Regions from separate parts of the Homo sapiens genome. Here region 1 is linked to region 2. Evidence: read pairs that join two places in POLR2A ChIA-PET (ENCODE). Cell type or tissue: GM12878. All regions are shown on one strand. Each heading gives the region's core, and the rest is flanking DNA. Links, peaks and the distances in the headings are about the cores only.

Region 1 (7,840 bases), core at 1-5,000, 160 kb before region 2:
TGTACACTGACCCTGAAAAAGCCATCTGATAATTCTTGATTAAGCAAATTTAACTCCCTGTGTCCCAGGTGAGGGAGGCAGAACTGTTTGATTTTTACCTCCTTCCTTGCTTCCCTTATTCCCCAGGTTAGGCGAGCCAGAGGATTGTGCTGGCATCGTGTCTTTCCTGTGCTCTGAAGATGCCAGCTACATCACTGGGGAAACAGTGGTGGTGGGTGGAGGAACCCCGTCCCGCCTCTGAGGACCGGGAGACAGCCCACAGGCCAGAGTTGGGCTCTAGCTCCTGGTGCTGTTCCCGCATTCACCCACTGGCCTTTCCCACCTCTGCTCACCTTACTGTTCACCTCATCAAATCAGTTCTGCCCTGTGAAAAGATCCAGCCTTCCCTGCCGTCAAGGTGGCGTCTTACTCGGGATTTCTGCTGTTGTTGTGGCCTTGGGTAAAGGCCTCCCCTGAGAACACAGGACAGGCCTGCTGACAAGGCTGAGTCTACCTTGGCAAAGACCAAGATATTTTTTCCCGGGCCACTGGGGAATCTGAGGGGTGATGGGAGAGAAGGAACCTGGAGTGGAAGGAGCAGAGTTGCAAATTAACAACTTGCAAATGAGGTGCAAATAAAATGCAGATGATTGCGCGGCTTTGAATCCAATTGACCTGTTCATTTCTCAGTGTTGGGTGCTTAGCTGAGCAGAGAGCAGAAGTCTATTCAGGCTGGATCTCTGGATCCCCCAGCCCTCCTCCCTGTCTCCAGAACTTGAGCGTGATGTTCACGGGTGGAGGTGTCTGCAGAGCTGCCAGCTGGAAGGAAGGTGGCACGGGAACTCCCAGGACGCCACGGGAATCCCCGAGGCAGCGCGAGCCCGGAGAGAGTGGGGAAGGATGAACTCTCTAACACCTCCCCGCCCCTTGCCTCCCAGATCAGGCCAGGTCCTCTCCCCGCATGGCCCTACGACCCGAGTTCCCTCCCGAGTCAGCAAGTACAAGCTGGATGGGTCCTGAGCCGGTGGGGAATAGAGAAAGGCCCTGCAAGGTACCCAGGCCCACAAACAAAAGCAATGGGTTCTGCCCACGGGCCCGAGGATTCAGTAGAAGGAAAGTGGGGACGCTGTCCCCCGCCCCAAAGGCACTGACACTGGGCGACACACGCTGAGCCTCTCACGCCGACGGGCCTCTCACGCCGGAGCCGGCAAGAAAGGTCGGCGCCAGCCCGCGGGCTCTCAGGAGGCTCGGCAGCGCGACGCGCATGCTCAGTCGGGCAGCTCTCCGGGCCGGCGTGGGAGCCCGCGCTCCAAGGCCCGGTGGGGGGAGGGGCGCTCACGCAACCGCCACTGTCTGGAGCGGGCTCGCCTCTGCGGCAGCCCTCACCGCCCGGGCTTTACTGAAGCGGAGTCTAGCATGTGCGGCTGCTCCACAGCGGTGTGGGTGGCGGCGGCTCCTCTGCAGCAGCCTCGGCAGTAGGGGTCAGGGTGGCCAAGCCCACCGTGGAGCTCATCTGAGAGTTGTAAGGTACGGGACTGCCTCGGTCTTTGGGACGCCCCGTCTGGTAGCATCCCAGATCCAGCACGTTCCTTCCGGCCCTGCACCCCGGCCCGGTGCCTCACACCCCGCTACCCCAAGCATCCAGACTCTAAGGCAGCCCCTGCATCTCAGTCCTGACATCGCTGTCCCTGGAGCATCCTCCGCTGGAGCTGGAGCTTGACAGGTAGGGTGGAGAGGGCGGTGGGGGGCGGGGGGCCGAAACTGCATCAGTTAACGGGGCCGTGGGGGAGGGAAGTCCTCCATTGCTAAGGCTTCAGTAGGCGTTCTATGATCACAGTGTAAACAAAGCTGCAGGGAAGCTCTAACTGGGCGGAACCCACCGCAGCTCAGCAAGGCCTACTGCCTCTCCAGATTCCACCTCAGGGGCCAGGGCATATCTGAACAAAAGGCAGCGGACAGCTTCTGCAGACTTCAGTGTCCTTGCCTGACATCTCTAAAGACAGCAGTGGTTCTCCCAGCACGGAGTTCGTGCTCCGATAACGGACAGACTGCCTCCCCGAGTGGGTCCCTGACCCCCATGTAGCTTGACTGAAAAACACCGACCAGTAGGGGCGGAGAGACACCTCATACAGGTGGGTGCCCCTGTGGAACAAAGCTTCCAGAAGAAGGATCAGGCAGCAATATTTGCTGTTCTGCAGCCTCCTCTACTGATACCCAAGAAAATAAGGTCTGGAATGGACTTCCAGCAAACCCCCAAAGACCTGCAGCTGAGGGGCCTGTTAGAAGGAAAACTAACAAACAGAAAGGAATAGCATCAACATCAGCAAAGGACAGCATCAACATCAGAATAGCAAAGGACATCCACACTAAAACCCCATCCATAGGTCACCAACATCAAAGACCAAAGGTAGATAAAACCACAAAGATGGAGAGAAACCAGAGCAGAAATGCTGAAACTTCCAGAAACCAGAACGTCTCTTCTCTTCCAAAGGAATACAAGTCCTCACCAGCAAGGGAACAAAACTGGATGGAGAATAAGTTTGATAACTTGACAGAAGTTAAGCTTCAGAAGGTCAGTAATAACAAACTACTCCCAGCTAAAGGAACATGTTCTAACCCATTACAAGGAAGCTAAAAACCTTCAAAAAAAGGTTAAACGAATGGCTAACTAGAATGAAGAATGTAGAGAAGAGCTTAAATGACCTGATGGAGCTGATAACCACAGTACAAGAACTTCATGAAGGATACACAAGCTTCAATAGCTGATTCAATCAAGTGGAAGAAAGGATATCAGTGATTGAAGATAAAATTAATGAAATAAAGTGAGAAGACAAGATTAGAGACAAAAAAATAAAAAAGAAACATTCAAATTCAGGAAATACAGAGAACATCACAAAGATACTCCTTGAGAAGAGCAACCCCAAGACACATAATTGTCAGACTCAGCAAGGTTAAGGGCAGCCAGAGAGAAAGGTTGGGTGACCAACAAAGGGAAGCCCATCAGACTAACAGCAGATCTCTCAGCAGAAACCATACAAACCAGAAAAGAGTTGGGACCAATATTCAACATTCTGAAAGAAAAGATTTTTGAAACTAGAATTTCATATCCAGCCAAACTAAGCTTCGTATGTGAATGAGAAATAAAATCCTTTGCAGACAAGGAGATGCTGAGAGATTTTGTCACCACCAGGCCTGCCTTACAATAAGAGCTCCTGAAGGAAGCACTAAACATGGAAAGGAACAACGGGTACCAGCCACTGCAAAAACATACGAAATTGTAAAGACCATTGATGCTATGAAGAAACTGCATCAATTAATGGGCAAAATAACCAGCTAACGTCATGACAGGATCAAATTCACATATAACAATACTAACCTTCAATGTAAATGGGATAAATGCCCCAATTAAAAGACACAGACTGGCAAATTGGATAAAGAATCAAGACCCATATGGTGTGCTGTATTCAGGAGACCCATCTCACATGCAAAGACACACATAGGCCCAAAATGAAGGTATGTCTGGAATTGGTGGGTTCTTGGTCTCACTGACTTCAAGAATGAAGCTGCGGACCCTCGCGGTGAGTGTTACAGTTCTTAAAGGCAGCGTGTCTGGAGTTTGTTCCTTCTGATGTTCAGACATGTTCAGAGTTTCTTCCTTCTGGTGGGTTCGTGGTCTTGCTGGCTTCAGGAGTGAAGCTGCGGACCTTCGCAGTGAGTGTTACAGCTCTTAAGGCAGCATGTCTGGAGTTGTTCGTTCCTCCTGTCTGGAGTTGTTCATTCCTCCTGGTGGGTTCGTGGCCTCACTGGCCTCAGGAGTGAAGCTGCAGACCTTCACGGTGAGTGTTACAGCTCATAAAGGCAGTGTGGACCCAAAGAGTGAGCAGCAGCAAGATTTATTGCAAAGAGTGAAAGAACAAAGCTTCCACAGTGTGGAAGGGGACCCAAGCGGGTTGCTACTGCTTGAAGGGGTGGCTTGCCCCTCCACACCTGTGGGTATTTCTAGTCAGGTGGGACAAGAGACTGAGAAAGAGAAATAAGACACAGAGACAAAGTATAGAGAAACAACAGTGAGTCCAGGGGACCGGCGCTCAGCATACCAAGGACCTGCACCGGCACCGGTCTCTGAATTCCCTCAGTTTTTATTGATTATTATCGTCATTATTTCAGTAAAAAGGAATGTAGTAGGAGGGCAGGGTGATAATAAGGAGAAGGTCAGCAACAAACGTGAGCAATAGAATCTACATCATAATTCAGTTCAAGGGAAGGTACTATGACTGGACGTGCACGTAAGCCAGATTTATGTTTCTCTCCACCCAAACATGTCGGTGGAGTAAAGAATAACAAGGCAGCATTGCTGCAAACATGTCTCGCCTCCCACCATAGGGCAGTTTTTCTCTCATTTCAGAATTGAACAAATGTACAATCGGGATTTATACCGAGACATTTAGTTCCCATGGGCAGGCAGGAGACAGTGGCCTTCCTCTATCTCGACTGCAAGAGGCTTTCCTCTTTTACTAATCCACCAGAGCACAGACCCTTTATGGGTGTCAGGCTGGGGGACAGTCAGGTCTTTCTCATCCCATGAGGCCATATTTCAGACTATCACATGGGGAGAAACCTTGGACAATACCCTGCTTTCAAGGGCAGAGGTCCCTGTGGCTTTCTGCAGTGCATTGTGCCGCCAAGGCCACACCCACCCAGAACTCGTGCTGGCCTGCAAGTGCTGCGCACAGCCCCAGTTCCCGCCCATGCCTCTCCCTCCACACCTCCCTGCAATCTGAGGAAGCCAGCTCCAGTCTCAGCCAGCCCAGAAAGGGGCTCCCACAGTGCAGCGGCGGGCTGAAGGGCTCCTCAAGCGTGGCCAGAGTGGGTGCTGAGGCTGAGGAGGTGCCAAGAGTGAGCGAGGGCTGCCAGCACACTGCCACCTCTCAAAGGGATGGAGGAAGATCTACAAAACAAATGGAAAGCAAAAAAAAGCAGGGATTGCAATCCTGGTCTCTGATAAAACAGACATTAAACCAACAAAGATGAAAGGAGACAAAGAAGGCCATCACATAATGGTAAGGGGATCAGTTCAACAAGAAGAGCTAACTATCCTAAATATATATGCACCCAATACAGGAGAACCCAGATTCATAAAGCAAGTTCTTAGAGACCTACAAAGAGGCTTAGACTCCCATACAATAGTAATGGGAGACAGTAACACCCCACTGTTAATATTAGACAGAAAACATGACAAAATTAATAAGGATGTCCAGGACTTGAACTCAGCTCTAGACCAAGTAGGCCTAATACACATCTACAGAACTCTCCACCCCAAGTCAACACAATATACATTCTTCTCAGCACCACATCACACTTATTCTAAAATTGACCACATAATTGGAAGTAAAACACTCCTCAGCAAATGCCAAAGAACAGCAATCACAACAAACTGTCTCCCAGACCACAGTGCAATCAAATTAGAACTCAGGACTGAAAAACTCACTCAAAACTGCACAACTACATGGAAACTGAACAACCTGCTCCTGAATGACTACTAGGTAAATAACAAACTGAAGGCAGAAATAAACATGGTCTTTGAAACCAATGAGAACAAAGACACAGTGTAGCAGAATCTCTGGGACACATTTAAAACAGTGTGTAGAGGGATATTTACAGCACTGAATACCCACAAGAGAAAGCAGGAAAGATCTAAAATCAACACCCTAACCTCAAAATTAAAAGAACTAGAGAAGCAAGAGCAAACAAATTCAAAAGCTAGCAGAAGACAACAAATAATGATGATCAGAGCAGAACTGAAGGTGATAGAGACATTAAAAAAAAAACCTTCAAAGGATCAATGAATCCAGGAGCTGGATTTTTGAAAAGATCAACAAAATGGACTGCTAGCAAGACTAATAAGGAAGAAAAGAGAGAAGAGTCAAATAGACACAATAAAAAATCATAAAGGGGATATCACCAGTGATCCCACAGAAATACACACTACCATCAGAGAATACTATAAACACCTCTATGCAAATAAACTAGAAAACCTAGAAGAATTGGATAAATTCTTGGACACATACACCTTCTGCAGACTAAATCAGGACGAAGTTGAATTGCTGAATAGACCAATAACAGCTTCTGAAATTGAGGCAATAATTAATAGCCTACCAAACCAAAAAAGTCCAGGACCAGATGGATTCATAGCCGAATTCTACCAGAGGTACAAAGAGGAGCTGGTACTATTCCTTCTGAAACTATACCGATCAATAGAAAAAGAAAGAATCCTCCCTAACTCATTTTATAATGCCAGAATCATCCGGATATCAAAGCTTGGCAGAGACACAACAAAACAAAGAAAATTTTAGGCCAGTATCCCTGATGAACATCAATGCAAAAATCCTCAATAAAATACTGGCAAACCGAATCCAGCATAAGGATGCATTCTCTCACCACTCTTATTCAACATAGTATTGGAAGTTCTGGCCAGGGCAATCAGGCAAGAGGAAGAAATAAAGGGTATTCAATTAGGAAAAGAGGAAGTCAAATTGTCTCTGTTTGCAGATGATTTCACCGTATATTTAGAAACCCCATGATCTCAGCCCAAAATCTCCTTAAGCTGATAAGCAACTTCAGCAAAGTCTCAGGATACAAAATCAATGTGCAAAAATCACAAGCATTCCTATATGCAAATAATAGACAGAGAGCCAAATCATGAGTGAAGTCCCATTCACAATTGCTACAAAGAGAATAAAATACCTAGAAATCCAACTTACAAGGGATGTGAAGGACCTCTTCAAGGAAAACTACAAACCACTGCTCAAGGAAATAAGTGAGGACACAAACAAATGGAAGAATATTGCATGCTCATCGATAGGAAGACTCAATATCATGAAAATGGCCATATTGCCCAAAGTAAATTATAGACTCAATGCTATCCCCATCAAGCTACCACTGACTTTCCTCACAGAATTGGAAAAAACTACTTTAAATTTCATATGGAACCAAAAAAGAGCCAGTATAGCCAAGGAAATCATAAGCAAAAAGAACAAAGCTGGAGGCGTCACACTACCTGACTTCAAACTATACTGCAAGGCTACAGTAACCAAAACAGCATGGTACCGGTACCAAAACATATCTAGACCAATGGAACAGAACAGAGGCCTCAGAAATAATGGAACAGAACAGAAGCCTCAGAAATAACACCACACATCTTCAACCATCTGCTCTTTGACAAACCTGACAGAAACAAGCAATGGGGAAAGGATTCCCTATTTAATAAATGGTGCTGGGAAAACTAGCTAGCCATATGTAGAAAGCTGAAACTGCATGCGTTCCTTACACCTTATACTAAAATTAACTCAAGATGGATTAAAGCCTTAAATGTAAGACCTAAAACCATAAAAACCCTAGAAGAAAACCTAGACAGTACCATTCAGGACATAGGCATGGGCAAAGACTTCATGATAAAAACACCAAAAGTAATGGCAACAAAAGCCAAAATAGACTAATGGGATCTACCTAAACTAAAGAGCTTCTGCACAGCAAAAGAAACTATCATCAGAGTGAAAAGGCAACCTACAGAATAGGAGAAAATTCTTGCAATCTATCCATCTGACAAAGGTCTAATATTCAGAATCTACAAAGAACTTAAATAAATTTACAAGAAAAAAAATAACCCCATCAAAAAGTGGGTAAAAAGTATGAACAGAAACTTCTCAAAAGAAGACATTTACACAGCCAACAGACATATGAATAAATGCTCATCATCACTGGTCATCAGAGAAATGCAAAGCAAAACCACAATGAGATACCATCTCACAACACTTAGAATGGCAACATTAAAAAGTCAGGAAACAATAGAAGCTGGAGAGGA
Region 2 (8,227 bases), core at 3,228-8,227:
GAAGTTGCCTGAGAGGCAGGTCAGTGGTGCTACTCATGGGGAGGTGAGGGATAGTTTAGATGTCTTGTGGTGGTCCCTCTCCACTCTTGCCTGTCCTGGACAGTGTACGACCTTCTAAGTGGCCACATTGTGAAGAAGCTGACCAACCACAAGGCCTGTGTGCGTGACGTCAGTTGGCACCCCTTTGAAGAGAAGATTGTCAGCAGTTCGGTGAGGTTGCAAGGGTTGAGGGTGCTGGCACATGTCTGGGGCTTGGACTTGGGTGGGGGCAGCACATCCTGACTGCTTGCCACCCTCTGCCCTGCAGTGGGACGGGAACCTGCGTCTGTGGCAGTACCGCCAGGCTGAGTACTTCCAGGATGACATGCCAGAATCTGAGGAATGTGCCAGCGCCCCTGCCCCAGTGCCCCAATCCTCTACACCCTTTTCCTCACCCCAGTAGATCCAACCTCCAGCCCCATATAGGGTGAACCTCTTGATAAGCTCTCTGCCTCCTCCTCCCTTTCTCCCTTGTGGGGAATGTTTGGAGGAATCACTGGCATTTGATGGGGAATAACATAAGCCTGGGCTCTGAGCCTCAGCTGAGCCCTGGAAGATTCTCCCCATGGGGCAGAGTGGTCTCCTTACGTGCTCACACCCAGTCAGCTTGGGTCCCTATCTCTGGCCAGAGTTTGGCAGGACTGCCATTATCTGGGGTGTGGCCTCTGCCAGCAAGAGAAGTGTCCTGGGTGTTTTTAATCATGTTTGAATGTTAGGGGTTGGATCCTAGAGTAGATGCCTGAGGCCACATCTGAACAGACCTGTCAGCCAGGCCTGCCAGGTCTTCACGTTGAGGATTCAACTGGCCAATCACAGGACAGGTGTCCTGGCCTTTCTTCCTGAGGTCTCTAGGGGAGGGGCATGGGTAAGGGTGTTTCCTCAGCACCCTCCTGGGGTGGGGATTATGTCTGCTGTCATGTCTGGGTCTTTAGGGTAGGACAGGCTGTGGTATGAGAGGCAGGAGTCTCCACAAGGCTTCATGTGGCCCCTTATAGGGCAGGCCCTGCCCTCTGGGAAGGTCCCTTCATGCTGGAGGCACACAGCTTTAAGGAAGTAGGTTGAAGTAGGACTCCTTCGTCCTCTCACTGGCTTTGGCTCCCTCAATAAACTGTGTGGGAACCTGGCTCAGTGTCTGTCTCTCTCTCTCACTCTCTGTTTTTCCTATCTGAGGTCTTTCATCTCCTCACTTCAGGAAAACACAGTTCAGCAAAGTCTTCAGATGCGATCCTGTGTAGGAGAAAATACCCTTCTGGTGCCCCATGAAAAAGGGAAATACCAAAACCATTTGTTCACTGAGCCTTGCAATAGGTGCTCCCTTACCAATTTCAGAAGCTTCCCTGCAAGTAGATATCGAGAGAGCACACTTTCCATTAGAGCCTGGTAATACCCATATCACCTCTGCTCTGAGGCTGGGCCTGCAGCTGTGTAGTCTTTGGAAGAGGTAGCCCCTGAACGCAGAGCCTAAGAGAAGCAAGTCGGCCCTGACGCCAGGCCCCAGTGGGCGCCTCACACTCAGAACCTCATACCCCAGAGCAAACCGATGGTCAGGGAGAGGGCTAGAGCTCACACCCAGCTCGGAATAGATCTTCCCTGATGACATTTCATGCCCTCTAAGGCAGTTTTTAAATGAAGGTACACACATCCAGGGGTGTTCACAGGCTTTCACAGCAAGGGTACCTATTTCATGGCAAAATAGGCAGTTTTAAAAGAATAAACAAGCTAGGTGTGGTGGCTCATGCCTGTAATCCTAGCACTTTGGGAAGCCAAAGCTGATGGATCGCTTGAGCCCAGGAGTTTGAGACCAGCCTGGGCAACATGGCAAAACCCCATCTCTACAAAAAATACAAAAAGTAGGCCGGGCACGGTGGTTCACACCTGTAATCCCGGCATTTTGGGAGGCCGAGATAGGTGGATCACCTGAAGTCAGGTGTTTGAGACCAGCCTGGCCAACATGGTGGAACCCAATCTCTACTAAAAATACAAAAAAACTAGCCGGATATGGTGGCGGGTGCCTGTAATCTCAGCTACTTGAGAGGCTGAGGCAGGAGAATCGCTTGAACTTGGGAGCAGAGGTGAGCTGAGTGCAGTGAGCCAAGACCATGCCATTACACTCAAGCTTGGGCAACGAGAGCAAAACTCTGTCTCAAAAAAAAAATTAGCCAGATGTGGTGACGCATGCCTGTAGTCCTAGCTACTCAGGAGGCTGAGGTGGGAGGATCACCTAAGGCCAGGAGGTCAAGGCTGCGGTGAGCCGTGATTGTGCCAATGTACTCCAGCCTAGGTGACAGAGTGAGACCCTGTCTCAAAAATAAATAATAAATAAATAAATGTTCAGATCCTTGGCTTCTGTGTTCTCATTCCTCAAATTGATCTACCTAGTGTGAAACTCCCGTGCCAGATCTCCTTTCCCATCCACGCTTTTCATTCCCCGTCTGCCAAGTGATAAAGTTACCTAAGGTGCTACCCATCTCACCCAGAACCTGTGTTACTTCCAGGGCACCAAATTAAGAGAGAAATTCAAATTGTTAGTATCCTTATAGCTTCATTAGATCAAAGCCCCACAGACCGACCATTCTCAGTAAGAGATGCATTTACAATATAATTTTATGTTATCGAAGTAATGTAAAATGTTTGTTGTACAGGCATACCTAGGAGATATTGTGAGTTCATTTCCAGACCACTGTAATAAAGTGAATATTGCATAAGGCGAGTCAATTTTGTTGGTTTCCCAGTGCATATAAAAGTTATGTTGTTTTTAGGCTGGGCACAGTGGCTCATGCCCGTAATCTCAGCACTTTGGGAGGCCGAGGCAGTGGATCACCTGAGGTCAGGAGTTCAAGACCAGCCTAGCCAACATGGTGAAACCTCGTCTCTACTAAAAATACAAAAATTAGCCAGGTGTGGTGGCAGGCGCCTGTAGTCCCAGCTACTCAGGAGGCTGAGGCAGGAGTATCGCTTGAACCTGGGAGGCGGAGGTTGCAGTGAGCTGAGATCGCACCACTGCACTCCAGCCTGAGCCACAGGGTGAGACTCTGGGGAAAAAAAAAATTTTGTTTTGTTTTGTTTTTTTTTTTTTGAGACGGGGTCTCACTCTGTCACCCAAGCTGGAGTGCAGTGGCATGATCTCAGCTCACTGCAGCCTGGACCTCTCCTGGCTCAAGCAGTCCTCCACCTCAGCCACCTGAGTAGCTGAGACTACAGATGCCCACCACTACACCTGGCTAATTTTTGTGTTTTCTGTAGAGATGGGGTTTCGTCCTGTTGCACAAGCTGTTCTCAAACTCCTGGGCTCAAGCGATCCTCCCACTTCAGCCCCCCAAAATGCTGGGATTATAGGCATAAGCCACTGTGCCTAGCCATGAATGTTCTTAATGGCATCTGGAATGGTGAATCCTTTCCAGAAGGTTTTCAGTTGACTTTGTCGACAGCTATCAGAGGAATCACTATGGCAGCTGCAGTCTTACGAAATGTTTTTTTTTTTCTTTTTTTTTTTTTTGCTTGATATAGGGTCTTGCTCTGTCGCTCAGGCGCAGTGGTGCACTCAGCTCACTGAAACCTCTGCCTCCCCCTGGACTCAAGCGATCCTCCCACTTCAGCCTCCCAAGTAGCTGGGACTACCAGCACACACCACCCACATCCAGCTCGTTTTTGTTATTTTTTGTAGAGACGGGGTTCGAAATGTATTTCTTAAAGAGTAAGACTTGGCCGGGTGCAGTGGCTGACACCTGTAATCCCAGCACTTTGGGAGGCCGAGGCGGGTGGATCACGAGGTCAGGAGATCGAGACCATCCTGGCTAACACAATGAAACCCCGTCTCCACTAAAAATACAAAAAAATAGCTGGGCGTGGTGGTGGGCACCTGTAGTCCCAGCTGCTCAGGAGGCTGAGGCAGGAGAATGGCATGAACCTGGGAGGCGGAGGTTGCAGTGAGCCGAGATCGCGCCACCGCACTGCAGCCTGGGCGACAGAGCAAGACTCAGTCTCAAAAAAAAAAAAAAAAAAAAAAGTAAGACTTGCAAGTCAAAATTACTCCTTGATCCATGGGCTACAGAATGGATGTTGTGTTAGCAGGCATGAAAACATTAATCTCCCTGTACATCTCCAGAGTTTGTAGGTGACCAGGTGCATTGTCAATGAGCAGTAATATTTTGAAAGGAATCTTTATTTCTGAGGAGTAGATCTTAACAGTGAGCTTAAAATATTCTGTAACCCATGCTGCAAACATATGTGCTGTCATGCAGGTTTTGTTGTTTTATTTATAGAGCACAGCAGAATACATTTAGCATAATTCCTAAGGCCCTAGGATTTTCAGAATGGTAAATGAGGATTGGTTTCAACTTAAAGTTACCAGGTGCATTATCTCCTAATAAAAAGAGTTAGTCTGTCCTTTGAAGCTCTGTAGCCAGGCCTTGACTTCTCTCTAGCTGTGAAACTTCTATGTGGCATCTTCTTCCAATAGAAGGCTGTTTTGTTTGCTTTGAAAATCTGTAATTTAGTGTAGCCACCTTCATCAATGATCTTAGCTAGATCTTCTGGATAACTTTCTGCAGATTCTATATCAGCACTTGCTGCTTCACCTTGCATTTTTATGTTATGGAGGTGGCTTCTTTCCTTGAGCATTATGAACCAACCTCTCCTAGCCTCCTCACCACTCTCAGTCTTTATAGTATTGAAGAGAATAGGCTGGGCTCAGTAGCTCACACCTATAATCCCAGCACTTTGGGAGGCCAAGATGGAAGGATCACTTGAGGCCAAGGGTTGGAGACCAGTGTGGGCAACATAGTGAGTGTTGGCATGCACATGTAGTCCCAGCTACTTAGGAGGCAGAGCAGGAGGATTGCTTGAGCTCAGGAGTTTGAGACTGCAGTAAGACATGATCATGCCACTGCACTCCAGGCTGGGCAACAACGCAAGACACTGTCTCTTAAAAAAAAAAAAAAAAAGAGTTGGGGCCTTGCTCCAGATTAGGCTTTGGTTTAAGGGAATGTTGTGGCTGCTTTGATCTTCTATCCAGACCACTAACACTTTCTTGATATCAGCAATAAGGCTATTTCACTTTTGTATCATTCATGTGTTCACTGAAGTGTAGTACCTTTTAATTTCCTTTAAGAACTTTTCCTGGACAGGTGCAGCGGTTCACTTCTGTAATCCCAGCACTTTAGGCAAAGACAGAAGGATCACTTGAGCCCAGGAGTTTAAGACCAGCCTGGGCAACATAGTGAGACCCCTGTCTCTACAAAAAATTTAAAAATTAGCCAAACTTCGTGGCCTGCACCTGTAGTCCCAGCTCAGCGAGAGGAGGATCACTTGAACCAGGGAGGTCAAGGCTGCAGTGAGCTGCAATCATGCCACCGGATTAGGCTTTGATTTAAGAGAATGTTGTGGCTGCTTTAATCTTCTACCCAGACCACTAAAACTTTCTCCATGTCAGTAATAAGACTGTTTCACTTTCCTGACAGAAAGTGACCCTGTCTCAAAAACCCCAAAAACTAAGGTATTCATGTACTAATAATATATTTTAGACTACTAACAGTTACAATGAAAATAGAATCCATAGGAAAAAAATTAACTCTTAGGGCTTTATGGTCACAGGACATTTCTATTTTATTTATTTTATTTATTTTTATTTTTTGAGACAGTCTTGCTCTGTTGCCCAGGCTGGAGTGCAGTGGTGTGGAATGCAGTGGTGTGATCACTGCTCACTGCAACCTCAAATTCCTGGGCTCAAGTGATCTTCCCATCTCAGCCTCCTGAGTAGCTGGGTGGGTGCCACCATCTTTGGCTAATTTGTGTATATTTTGTATAGATAAGGTTTCACCATGTTACTCAGGCTGGTCTAGAACTCCTGGGCTCAAGTGATCCTCCTGCCATGGTCTCCCAAAGGACTGGAATTGCAGGTGTGAGCCACCACACTGGGCCCAGAAACTATAAAAAATTAAATTTTTTGGCTGGGCACGGTGGCTCACGCCTGTAATCCCAGCACTTTGGGAGGCCGAGGCAGGCGAATCACTAGGTCAGGAGTTCGAGACCAGCCTGGCCAACATGGTGAAACCCCATGTCTACTAAAAAAAAAAAAAAAAAAAAGTAGCTGGGTGGTGGCGGGCGCCTGTAATCCCAGCTACTTGGAAGGCTGAGGCAGGAGAATCGCTTGAACCCAGGAAGCAGAGGTTGCAGTGAGCCAAGATCGTGCCACTGCACTTCAGCCGGGGCGACAGAGTGAGACTCCATCTCAAACAAACAAAAAATTAAATTTTTTGAGTTACTTTTCTTGCAGAGAAATGTGATAAATGGTCAATAAAAGACTTTCAGGCATAAAAACATATTAGGATAAATTCTGTGAGGGAGTAGAATGGAAATATAATTTCTGATGTAAAATCTTGTCATGTTTTAATGGATAAAGGTGAAGTATCTAATCACTGTAGTATTTACATTTCATTGGATACATTTGAAACAGTGATATAATGGATTTATTTTGAAATGTCAGTATATGATACACTAGAAATTATGTCCTTTGCAACTATTTAAAACCACAATGAGACCAGGCATGGTAGCTCATGCCTGTAATCCCACCACTCTGGGAGGCCAAGGCAGGAAGATCACCTGAGGCCAGGAGTTCAAGACCAGCCTGGTCAACTTAGTGAGACTTTGTCTCTACAAAATAAATATTGAAACAAGGTCTCACTCTGTTGCTTAGGCTTGGAGTGCAATAGTGCCATCACGGCTCACTGCAATGTCAACCTCCTGGGCCCAAGTGATCCTCCCATTTCGGCCTCCCAAGTAGCTGGAATTACAGGCACGTGCCACTATGCCCAGCTAATTTTTTTAATTTTTGTAGGGACGGCGTCTCACTGTGTGAGACCAGCTCAAGGTGGTCCCGAACTCCTGTGGCTCCTCAGGCTGGTCCCAAAGTGCTGGGATTACAGGCATGAGCTACCACACCTGGCCAAAAAATAAAAAATAACCAACCATGGTGATGCATTCCTGTAGTTCTAGCTACTCAGGAGGCTAGGGCAGATGATCACTTGAGCCCAGGAGTTTGAGGCTGCAGTGAGCCGTGATAGCACACTGCATTCCAGCCTGGGCAAGCGTGAGACACTGTCTCAAAAAAATAAATCATAAAACTTTAATAAATAAAAATGAGTGGAAAGAATTTTTTTTTTTAAGACGGAGTCTTGCTGTTGTTGCTCAGGCTGGAGTGCAATGGCACAATCTCGGCTCACTGCAACCTCCGCCTCCCGTGTTCAAGCGATTCTCCTGCCTCAGCCTCCAGAATAGCTGGGATTACAGGCGCCCGCCACCGTGCCCAGCTAATTTTTTTATTTTCAGTAGAGACGGGGTTTCACTATGTTGGCCAGGCTGGCCTCAGGCGATCCATCCACCTCAGCCTCCCAAACTGCTGGGATTATAGGCGTGAACCACCATGCCCAGCCTAGTTCAAAATTCTTTTATAGGGTTCATTGAAGGTCACTATTCCAAGGTATGGGCTTTAGGATCTGGAAGGAATCTGATTGATTATCCAATCTGTCTTGATCAGTTTATAAAGGAAATTGATTTACTGAGGACTGAAGAGGGTTCATTGATTTTCCTAAAGTCACACAGTTGGGCCCAGAACTCAGGTGTCCTTGCTTGCTCATTCCTTTCACTACTTCCGCTGTGCTCTGAAATCCCACCACTGGTTTTGAGGAATGAGGAAGAAAGAAAAAGTGATCTCGAAACAGTTACTGACTAACAGGCACTCTCCGTGGATAGGTAGCTGACTGCCCTGCTGTCGCCGCCTCAGCAGTCAGACTGGGAGGGCAGGCTTATATGGAGAGCCCTGAGGCCCAGGGTAGTTGGTTGGAGGATGGAACTTAAGGTTTCAATTGACTCCTGTCTGGCAATTGCCCTTTTAGGGTCTCCTCTACCTCTGTCACCTGGGAGTAAACCTAATCTTTAGGGATCTGAGGGTCAACGTGATCAACAGATGAAACCGCCAGTTTATACAGCAGCCCTGGGCCAAACTAGTCCCTTAGAGACCCTCAATCCAGACAGGAACTAGGGCAGAGCCAAGCTGCTGGGGTCACAGGGCACTGAAGTGGATACCCATGCTGATCTGCCTCCCAAGGCCTATGATGGCCACAGTGCTGTGCACAGCCACCTTGCTGCATCCTGCTGTTGGTGGGCTCTTGTGCTCAGAACCCCAGGAGAA

The links. ChIA-PET counts read pairs that join two places held together with the same protein. Peaks named below come from ENCODE experiments on the same cell type or tissue, not always from the same donor. Only the 100,000 strongest peaks of a DNase experiment are listed, where the experiment ranks them.
Region 1: POLR2A ChIA-PET joins it to region 2 with 7 read pairs; 6 of 35 experiments call an interaction of 5 or more read pairs at or near these places.

Annotation. Positions count from the first base shown.
Region 1 is chr14:23,968,631-23,976,470 of GRCh38, forward strand. DHRS4 (dehydrogenase/reductase 4) reads left to right here. Exons shown (of 8, transcript NM_021004.4): 8 at 127-649. The coding sequence ends at 241. It also overlaps a transcript of DHRS4L2 not described here. Among named protein-coding and RNA genes, the nearest start is that of DHRS4L2, 16 kb to the right of the region's middle. RefSeq lists a silencer at 1,385-1,434. In GM12878, for the core only: no CTCF peak of the experiment used is centred there; no DNase peak of the experiment used is centred there; H3K4me3 peaks cover 555 bases.
Region 2 is chr14:24,122,868-24,131,094 of GRCh38, forward strand. FITM1 (fat storage inducing transmembrane protein 1) reads left to right here and starts at 7,792. Exons shown (of 2, transcript NM_203402.3): 1 at 7,792-8,227. It overlaps DCAF11 (DDB1 and CUL4 associated factor 11), which reads left to right. Exons shown (of 15, transcript NM_025230.5): 14 at 104-210; 15 at 308-2,375. The coding sequence ends at 442. In GM12878, for the core only: no CTCF peak of the experiment used is centred there; no DNase peak of the experiment used is centred there; H3K4me3 peaks cover 531 bases; H3K27ac peaks cover 736 bases.